Regions from separate parts of the Homo sapiens genome. Here region 1 is linked to region 2. Evidence: chromatin contacts called from ENCODE Hi-C or POLR2A ChIA-PET data. All regions are on one chromosome and are shown on one strand. The core of a region is the stretch at or near the end of the contact, and the rest is flanking DNA. Distances in the headings are between cores, read along the strand shown.

Region 1 (5,762 bases), core at 1,167-3,666, 400 kb after region 2:
CCAGTATTGTACCTAGGGTGGGCGCGTACCTCCTCTTACTTTCAAGAACGTCCTACTCTGTCTATGGAGTAGCTGGTTCTTTCACCACTTTACTCTCTTAATAAACTTATTTTTACATTGCACTGCGGACTCGCCCTGAATTCTTTCTTGCGGGAGATCCAAGAACCTTCTCCTGGGGTCTAGATCGGGACCGCTTTCCTGTAACAATCCCAACACTTTGGGAGGCCAAGGCCGGTGGATCAGTTGAGGTCAGGAGCTCGAGACCAGCCTGGCCAACATGGCAAAAACTCGTCTTTACTAAAAATACGAAAGTTAGCCAGGCGTGGTGGTCAGCGCCTGTAATGCCAGCTACTCGGGAGGCTGAGACAAGAGAATCGTTTGAACCCGGAAATTGGAGGTTGCAGTGAGCCGAGATGGCACCATTGCATTCCAACCTGGGTGACAGAGCAAGTCTCTGTCTTAAAAAAAAAAGAAAAGAAAAGAAAAACAGTGTGTAAATCTGTGGTTTTGGGCAAAATATCAAAGACAGCTGAATTTAATCACTATTGTATTATGGCTAGATGTTCTGCTAATGGGGCAGGATGTTCAGATGAATAATAAAATAATAAAATAATACATAATTCAAAAATCATTTATTTGTTTCAGAATATTTTTCTTACTGTCATTTCAGCAAAATTCTTAAATATTTATAAATAATTTAAAAATAATCTGTATTCTACTGACAGTGATTTAAAAGATTAAAAACAAAATGTAACGGTATTCTAACTATAAAATTTCAATATATCCCATCCCTGTTTGAGACATCAGCGTTTACAGATAACCTTTGTTGAGTGTTTAGCATGTGGTAGGCACATACTAAAGTGTTTTCCTTGCATTAGTGTATCTAATCTGCATAATTATGAAATAGGTGCCATTGTTATCCCCATCTTATAGCTGAGGCAACTGAGGTTCAGGGATAAAGTAATAAAATTGCCTGGGGTCACGTCCCAAAAAATCTGAATAGATTTTTATTAAGAGAACAAAATAAAGGAAGTTAAAAGTAACAAAATTAAAAGTATTTTTCACATCCTTAAGAGTTAACTTTCTTTAAAAAAAGTCTTCAAAATTTTTTAAAATTCTTGAAATTTAAAGACATAATTAAAAGGCAAAATTCAAATTATAAAAAATGAACATCCAAGTTTTAAATAAAATTATTTAAAGGGAACTGCAATATTTATTGACCTTTAAACATGTAAGTGTATTTAAGAAAGTATATTATGAAAGTAAAATTATTAACAAGTCTAGTGTTTCATGTCCATTTATTGCCAACATAAAGAATCAGCCTATTTCATGCATGCTATATCGAGACCTACATGTAAACAAACCTAAGAAAAATATGAATTGTTTCATGGTGCAAACATTGCTCAGTGACGGCATGCAATTTTTGTAAATACCACACGAGCACGTCAGTACCTCCAACAATGGGGCAGAACGCAATGAGCAAGAAACTGGATTCTTGCCACTACTTACTGGAAATATTTTATTACACAAGAATATTGTTTAGTCATGCTGAGAAGAAGGATTTGACAAGTTAACCCATCTTTTCTCTTACTTAGGTATTTTCCAACAAATTCTTGTCACACTTTGAAGGAATCAATCCACAAACCTCTATGGCATGGAGAAGCTGGCAGCCCTTGTTTTGAGGTCGTGGGGCAAGAGACACGAAGAAGCAGGTCCCTGAGCAGTACCAGTCCCAGCTGCACATATTTAGGCTTCTGGGCTAAGCTCTGGGTCCTGAGTGGTGGGGGTGGATTAGGGCTTGCGTTTTTTACATAGATTTTTTTTTTTGTACTCTTGTGATATGTGGGATACTAAAGTGCACGTCCCAGGGCTGGGCCTAGATCTTGCCTAGATCTGAGGTTGGTACTGGGTGCATGAAAAACTCCTGTGATTATTATTATTATTATTATCATTATTATATTTGAGACAGAGTCTCATTCTGTCACCCAGGCTGGAGTGCAGTGGTGCGATCTCGGCTCACTGCAGTCTCCGCCTCCTGGGTTCAAGTGATTCTCCTGCCTCAGCCTCCTGAGTAGCTGGGACTACAAGCGTGCGTCACCATGCCCAGCTAAATTTTTGTATTTTTAGTAGAGACGGAGTTTCACCATGTTAGTCAGGATGGTCTCGATCTCCTGACTTTGTGATCCACCCGCCTTGGCCTCCCAAAGTGCTGGGATTACAGGCGTGAGCCACCGCACCTGTTCACTCCTGTGATTATTGAAGAATCACCAACGGTGGAGACCTCCTCTGTGAAGGAGGGCCCGTGGCACCTCGGCCACAGCTCTAAAATAGGGCTCAAGGCATGACATTGAAACTACTTGTTGCTCCTACTTGATTTTACTTGATTTTACTTGATGAGTCCTCTCTACTGACACCATGGGTTGCTGTGGTTGTGGAGGTTGTGGTGGCTGTGGTGGCTGCGGTGGTGGCTGTGGTGGTGGCTGTGGCAGATGCACCACCTGCAGGTGCTACCGGGTGGGCTGCTGCTCCAGCTGCTGCCCCTGCTGCCGTGGCTGCTGTGGAGGCTGCTGCAGCACTCCCGTGATCTGCTGCTGCCGCCGCACCTGCAGCTCGTGTGGCTACAGCTGTGGGAAGGGCTGTTGCCAGCAGAAGTGCTGCTGCCAGAAGCAATGCTGTTGCTAGGAGGGACCCCAGCCTCTGGGCAGGTGCCCTTTCTTGGGCTTGGATTTGTAGACTTTGTATACTTTCATCTCCTCTGGTTCACCTAAATATTGAGTAGTGGTGGCCAGGCGCCGTGGCTCACGCCTGTAATTCCAGCGTTCTAGGAGGCCGAGGCAGGTGGATCATTTGAGATCAGGAGTTCGAGACCAGCCTGGACAACATGATGAAACCCTGTCTCTACTAAAAATACTAAAATTGGCCAGGCCTGGTGGTGAATGCCTGTAGTCCCAGCTACTCTGGAGGCTGAGGCAGGAGAATCACTTGAACCCAGGAAGCGGAGGTTGCAATGAGCTGAGATCTCACCATTGCACTCCAGCCTGGGCAACAAGAGTGAAACTCCATCTCAAAGAAAAAAATACATATATATAATAAATATATATTTTATATATATATATATATATATATATATATAGAGAGAGAGAGAGAGAGAGAGAGAGAGAGAGAGAGAGCAAGAGAGAGCAGCATGTGATTTCATATAAATACACCTGATTAGAAGTCACAAGCCCAAATTCAAGTCCATGCTCTGCCACAGCAGTCAGCCACAAACAAGTCAGTCAGCCTCCCAGAGTCTTGCTTATTCACCTATAAACTAATAAGTTTGAACTAAGAATTAGTAAGGAGCTTTTCAGTTTTAACAACATGTAAATCTATTGAGATCTATTGAGTTCGCAGAACTAAACTCACAGGCTCTCCAGCCTCACGCTCTGAAGATTTCTCTTATGTATCTTATGCTTTTACATATATATACCTTTGCTATAGTGGGCATTAAAATTTGTTAACACGAAAAATCACCTTTAATCTCATATGATTCATCAGTTATAATCTGCACTGCAACAAAAACAGGCCGTAGCTTACCTGATGAAAGTTCAAAAGTTTACATTCATGAGCTCAGTGGAATGAAATAACGATTACTAATATATTCCATTCTTTCAAAACATTTACTAAATGTGGAAATTCTGTGCTTATTTACCTGCTTATATTCGTTGTATACTATATATTGGCTACAGCTTCTAGTGTTCCCTTATCTTCCTAAATATAATTTAATAAAACACTAGAAAAATATTGTATTTCACTGTGTTTGTTTTGATTTGTTTTTGTCTTTTTTGAGGGAGGGGTGAGAGTGATGAAGCTGATGTTTGGCAACACTTATTGCAAACTTTAGGAAGGTTGTAAGATGAAAGACAAGGGATATTCGGAATTTATTAGGGTAATATTAGCTACAACGAAGCTTTTCTTGTTGCTGTCAACTATCCTGGGCAGTTTTAGGTGGGCAGGAGGGGATGAGGATTCGGGCAGCTATTCTTCACTCAGTTATTTAGGGATCTAGGCTGAAGACAGCACTGGCATTTTCAAGATATGGCTTCTAAGATGGCTTAGTGCGTCCCCAGTCTATAGGTAGAAAAGAAAAGAACAGATAGCCCAACACTTCTTAAGCGCTGTGGCTTGACAGTGACACAGCTTGTCATTGGTTAGAAGTAACCACATGGTCCTGGCCAGGGTTGGTGGCTCATGCCTGTAATCCCAGCACTTTGGGAGGCGGAGGTGGGTGGATCACCTGAGGTCAGGAGTTCGAGCCCAGCTTGGCCAACCTGGAGAACCCCCATCTCTACTAAAAAATAAAAAGGAATTAGCTGGGCATGGTGGCACGTGCCTGCAACCCCAGCTACTCAGGAGGCTGAGGCAGGAGAATTGCTTGAACCCGGGAGGCAGAGGTTGCAGTGAGTCAAGATTGTGCCACTGCACTCCAGCCTGGGTGACAGAGTGAGACTCTGTCTCAAAAAAAAAAAAAAAAAAAAAAGGAAGTAATCACAGTAATCACATGGTCTTGTCCAGTCCATAGCTAGACTGACACTTCCCCAGCAACAACCTTGTCATATGAAAAGGAAAAGCATACATTTCTCATGGACAGTTAGCTGTGTCTACCATATAAAGCTCACGTTCTAGTAAAACTCCTAGCTGATTTGACTGCAGTGTGTTTAGAAGGGGATACCCTGAGGTAACTCTGGTGGGTGTTTAATTCCCATTTGTATCACATGAATTTCCCCTGGAAGTAGTGAAACTGGTCCCTGCAGTAGATCATTCTTCAAAGAAAAGTTTTTCTTTTTTTTTTTTCTTTTTGAGATAGCATCTCACTCTGTCACCCAGGTTGGAGTGCAGTAGTGTGATTACGGCTCACTGCAACTTCCGCTTCCCAGGCTCAAGCAATCCTCCCACCTCAGCCTCTTGAGTAGCTGGGACCACAGATGTGTGCTACCATGCTTGGCTTATTTTTTGTATTTTTTTGTAGAAACAGGGTCTCACCACATTGCCCAGGCTGGTCTCAAACTCCTGGGCTCAAGTGATTCACCTGTCTGGGCCTCCCAAAGTGCTGGGATTACAGGCGTGAGCCACCGTGCCAAACACAAGTTTTTCTAATACCATTAACACTGTTCTCATTTGAATTAACTAGGTAGTTTTGATTTGTTGTTTAAAATGTTGCATGTCATTCTAGAGTTACAAGCACAAACATGGTTCAGATTCTTATAAAAGGATCTAGATATTCTAGAGAAAGTTTCCTCCGTACCATTTAAATGAGATCATAGTGGTGGCTATGGTGAACTCTCTTGCTCAATAGCCATTTCCATGTCCCTCTAGTATTTGCTTTTTTTCCATATAGCAGAGGCTGAGATGATTAGAAATTACATGGCACAGAATTCTCTGCATCTGGGATCTGGATATTGCAAGAATTAGATCAACCCCTGAGGGGTATAAAAGGCAGAAATGAGGTGAAGGTCATTTTCCTCCACCTTTTATCTGTTGTTGCTGATAAGGAAGATTAGGGTGGAGGAGTTGAGTTTTCTGCACTGCAGCAATGTTCCTGGGTCCAGATAGCGTCATGCAAGTTAATAACCAGTTGCAGAGGCAGCTGTAGTCAGCTGGGCACCCACCACCCCACCCAACCAATTTTTGTATTAGCTGGGCGTGTTGGCAGGTGCCTATAATCCCAGCTACTTGAGAGGCTGAGGCAGGAGAATCACTTCAGCCCAGGAGGCGGAGGTAAA
Region 2 (5,132 bases), core at 2,542-5,041:
GAAATTTTAAAGAAAGGAAAAATGTTTAAAGGGAATAGTTTGAAATTTTTTGCTAAATGATGCTCTATGGAAAAAACTTGTAGAGGATTTCTTACCTTTGCAAGAAATCCTACAGTAAGTTGAAGTTTATTTTTGAGAACTTTGTGCTTAGACTAGTAGATTGCTTGATGTCATGTTGAACAAGACTAAATTATACCAGGCATGGTGGCTCACACCTGTAATCCCAGACCTTTGGGAGGCTGAGGCGGGAGGATTGCTTGAGGCCAGGAGTTCAAGACCAGCCTGGGCAACATAGTAAGACCCCCACCTCTGCAGAAAATACACAAATAATTTTTTTAAAAAACTAGATCACAGAATATCTCAGCCTTATTCTGGCTACAATAGAACCTCAGGATCACAGAATCATAAAACACAAAAAGGAAGTTTTCTCCTTAAATATATAAGAAAACTGAAGTCCACAAAACTTAAGTGACCTATGCAAAGGTATATCACTAACCATTGGCAGAGTCTAGCAACCCAGAAATTATCCTGCCCAAACAATTATTCTTGCTGCTCTAATATCCAAAGAATCCCCTAAAATGCAGACCATGCCTATTATTCCCATTCTTCACCCATTACCTATCAAAAGAAATTCTAACATCTTAAGTATGAAGTTACATAGGAAGACACACAAAAATATTAAATGAGTAAAATTTACCCAAAAATGGACAGAGCTTTATAGCTCTTTGATAGTTATAATTTGGCATTAATTTCTTCATAGATCTGCCACTTTCTCCCAAAATGTACCTTCTGTTGAGTTAAATAAGCCTCCTTTCTCATAATAAAGCCTATCGATTATTGAAAGTTCTCTCTATAACATGTTATTTATGTACTAATCATTCTTTGGGTACCTATTTCTATACCTATCTTAGAGATAAGAGACTTGGACAATTGAATAACTTGCCTAAGGTCACCCAAAACTTGTAATGTCGGAGCTGAGATTTGAAACCAGATAAATCCAGACCCACATTCCACGCTGCTTCTGCTCCATCACCCGCTTCTTCCATACTGGCCATAAAAGGAGAAAGTTGATGGCTGCCCTGGAATCACTGGATTCCAAACCTGGGTAAGCACCCTTGCCCAGGTTCACATGGCTAGACTCTAGTGGAATCAGAAATTCAACACTGAACTACCTTCTTCCAAAACCCGAGCTTCTTCTACAGTGTTTTCCTTTGACTTCTAGCCTTGTGACCTTGCTTCTGTCTGTTGCCCTATAACTTTTCCAAGTCTTCCATGGCATTGCTGGAGGTAACTCTGTCTTCCATGAAGCATTTCCTTATACTCCTTGCTTCATAATTACTTATCACTTACAGCAGTTTGCTACAATACTTCAAACTGAAGAATTATTAACTTCAAATTGTTTGGATCCCTAGGCACTGCCGTGGGTGGTCTTCAAGATGTTTACCCAGCCCCAGAAATTGTGTTTGGCTTTATATGTATAGCTATATTTTTCTTGGGAAGTAGGCCATAGTTTTCATCCCAGCCCTCAAGGAGTCCACAACTCCAAAAAGTTGAAGAATGGCTACCTCGGAGCACCTCTGCAAATCCTCAGATTTGCTCTAAAAACAAACAAACAAACAAACAAACTGTGTTTCTTCTTTTCAATGTATTTCCCTGAGCCTACTACACAAAGGAATTTCAACAGTCCAGGGTCTTTTTTGTAACAAAAGAGGCTCCAAATTTCCCTCAGTGCTTTCCTATGGTCAGAATTCCAGGATCCCGGTTATTTGAGCACCACAGCTAATTTCCCAGCTGTGGCACTTCCCCACTTCTTTCCTTTATCCTTGTTCAGACAGTTATGCTGTGCTTTTCCTACACTACTTGATTACTCCTCTTTTGAAAGTCTGACTGATAAACTGTTCCCAGGCCCTTTATCTCAAGCCTTTCATTCTCTGCCTGACTGAGCAGGTAGTTTCCTGATACTGGGACCAGAGCCAATCAGTTCTCTTTTGAAAAAAATTCCCAAAAGGGAAACCCAAACCTATTGAGAAATATGAAAAATGTAGAACCATTTTATTCCTGTCATCTATGTTTATCAATTCAGAGCTTCAAGTTAGACATGTAAAATGATTCAGAGAAAAGGGAATGAAATGTTTGAATCCACAGTCAGATTTCAGGGCTATAAGTGAACTCATCCAATTCAACAAACAAGTCCACCAAACACCCACAAATTTCATCAAAGTCTTAAAACTAGTTAGTTGCAAAATCAAGAGGGTTTTTTCCTCCAAATCATTCTCTATCACCAACTCCAAGACATACACACATTCTTTTCTTACTTGAATCAGCATTTTTCTTTTTTTTTTTTTAATGCTATCCCTCCCCCAGCCCCCCACCCCCCAACAGGCCCCAGTGATCAATGTTCCCTGCCCTGTGTCCAAATGATCTCATTGTTCAATTCCCACCTATGAGTGAGAACATGCGGTGTTTTGTTTTCTGCCCTTGTGATAGTTTGCTGAGAATGATGGTTTCCAGCTTCATCCATGTCCCTGCAAAGGACATGAACTCATCCTTTTTTATAGCTGCATAGTATTCCATGGTATATATGTGCCACATTTTCTTAATCCAGTCTATCATTGATGGACATTTGGGTTGGTTCCAAGTCTTTGCTATTGAGAGCATTTTTCTAATTCTATATACCAAAGCTTCTTAGCCACAAAAACAGGAACATGTCAACTCATCTTGCATGGCAGCAATTTTCCTGACTTTGGGCCTAAACTGGATAATGCAAATCATATATACAGACTTAACTGTGTAGCACCCAGTCTAAAAATATTTATAGTTATACAAAAGAGAGAAGTAAATAAAAACCAAAGTCATGGTCACATCTAACCAGAACAAAACTAAAGATTTGCCAGCTGGCTTCATGACGCAAGGTTTAGTAACTGACTATATCCTGGGCTCAGCAGTAGGCCCCTAGCCCCTCACTAAAGTATTAAATCTGCAAAGACAGCTCTATGCAGCAGGCTGGCAGTAGCTTCTGCCCATTATGAGGGTCAGCAGCCCTGCAAAGGCAAGGCAGAGACTCTTTGTTCAGCAGCTTCCTACCCTCATTTTCTTTCCAATAGGAAACAAACCACCCCAAAGGTCCCATCAACTCTGCCAAACCTCTCTGCTTCCCAACTGCAGCTTTACCAGAAGAGATAAAAAGGAGAAACTGCTTTTACTGTTTGGAAACAATCGTGGAGCTCATGTTCGGGAAAAAGTGAACACAGTGAGATCACACTTCTCCCTAGGTATTTGGGGTTATTTCTCACTGGTGTTATATGGATCTGGGAAAGTGAAATAGGGGACAAAAAATGAGATAACAGAAAAGGTCTCGATGCTAGGATTAAAGCTGAGTGGACAGGCCCGGTGCGGTGGCTCACGTCTGTGATCCCAGCACTTTGGGAGGCTGAGATGGGTGGATCACTTGAAGTCAAAAGTTCAAGACTAGCCTGGCCAACATGGTGAAACCCCATCTCTACTAAAAATACCAAAATCAGCCAGATATGGCGGCGGGCACCTGTAATCCCAGCTACTGGGGAAGCTGAGGCAGGAAAATCGCTTGAACATGGGAGGTTGCAGTGAGCCAAGATCATACCACTGCACTCCAGCCTGGGCAACAGAGAAAGACTCTGTTTCAAAAAAAAAACATTGAGTGGACAAGGAGGATATTCTAGTCAGACAGTCAGGGATCTTTAAGAAAGTGCTTGAGATGTGGTTATTCTACGTGGGTGGGAGGGGAATCACTACACGCTTTGAGAAGCAGAACTCTACTTGCTATCCACTTAGTTTTTCTTTCGTTTCGGTGACAGAATTTCTTCAAAAGCGCAATGAAGTTTCACTTCTCAGCTAGCACAGTGACCACCTCTTCCATGCTGTTTGAAGTTCTGGCTGTCTTGTGGGGTCCATTGTTACCACAGTAGAATCCAACCAAGGTGGGCATTGCCCCCAACTCCTGGTGTGACTAGCAACCCCATATAAATGGTTTTTCCCATTTCTTCACTTTGAAACCTCAGTCAATAGCTCAAGATCCTTACTATATAGAAGGAAGAAGAAAGGGAACTTCCTTTTTTAAACAACATTTACATAACACTAACATGGCTTTTATTCCAGACCTTTTTGTTAGTGATTTTCAAATATTAACTCATAACATTAAAAAATCCCAGGCTAGGGACTTTTGAATCCATTATTTACTCCTGTGTCTCTCAGAATATTTGGAAACTACTCATACCAGAATCACATGAATCTTGTGAACAGTGAAGCTGTCTACACCTTCTAAATCAATCCATACAACAACTGGGAGAGGTAAGTGTATTCACACCCATTTTTCTTTACAGATGAAGAAACTGAAACTCAGAAAAATTTATGTCCTACCGCAGGCCACATAGCTAGTAAGTCCCAGAGCCCCGATGGAAACGTGAGTCTGCCTGGCACTAGAGCTCATGCTCCTTCAGCAACAACATGGTACAGAATGAAATAATGTGGGAGAGGCTGGGCACGGTGGCTCACTCCTATAATCCCAGCACTTTGGGAGGCCGAGGCAGGTAGATCATGTGAGGTCAGGAGTTCAGACCAGCCTGGCCAACATGATGAAACCCCCCACTCTACTAAAAATACAAAAATTACCCAGGCGTGATGGCACATGCCTATATTCCCAGCTACTCAGGAGGCTGAGGCAGGAGAATCACTTGAACCTGGGAGGTGGAGGTTGTGGTGAGCCAAGACCGTGCCATTACACTCCAGCCTGGGCAATAAGAGCGAAACTCCATCTCGAAAAATAAAATAAAATGAAGAAACAATGCGGGAGGATGAACACATGGATGCTGCCTGCTACAACTTCAGCAGCAGAGTCTTGGACATCCACCTTGCGCAAGACATTCCTGAGTGGCACTGCTGTGTTTCTCACACAGCACCTTGGCCTCAGTAGACAACCATGGGACAAGGAAGACTGGGGACTGCATCAAGACCTGAGGTGAGACAGGAATGGAGTGGACAGCAGCTACAGAAGGTGGGAGCCGTATGAGTTCAGCTGTGGATCATCCAGGCAGAAGAACAGGATGTCACGATGCTCAAGAGTTAAGAAACTGGAGTGTCCCCAGAGATGACAAGCA

Evidence for each region. Hi-C counts contacts between places; a loop is a spot of excess contacts on that map. ChIA-PET counts read pairs that join two places held with the same protein, here RNA polymerase II (POLR2A). Pooled maps may share reads with other maps.
Region 1: a loop to region 2 is called in a pooled map, with 4 times the contacts of the local background. The contact joins the promoter of SCYGR1 here to the enhancer-like site in region 2. A Hi-C loop is called at or near these places in 2 of 50 pooled maps. POLR2A ChIA-PET finds 5 or more read pairs at or near these places in 2 of 52 experiments (HEK293 and Panc1).

The regions. Positions count from the first base shown.
Region 1 is chr2:227,384,603-227,390,364 of GRCh38, reverse strand. It overlaps SCYGR1 (small cysteine and glycine repeat containing 1), which reads left to right and starts at 2,416. Exons shown (of 1, transcript NM_001395402.1): 1 at 2,416-2,682. The coding sequence starts at 2,416. The coding sequence ends at 2,682.
Region 2 is chr2:227,782,295-227,787,426 of GRCh38, reverse strand. No RefSeq gene overlaps it. Among named protein-coding and RNA genes, the nearest start is that of CCL20, 29 kb to the left of the region's middle. Within about 2 kb of position 3,791, at least 5 of the 41 ENCODE cell types and tissues checked have a DNase peak (open chromatin) inside an H3K27ac peak, as active enhancers do.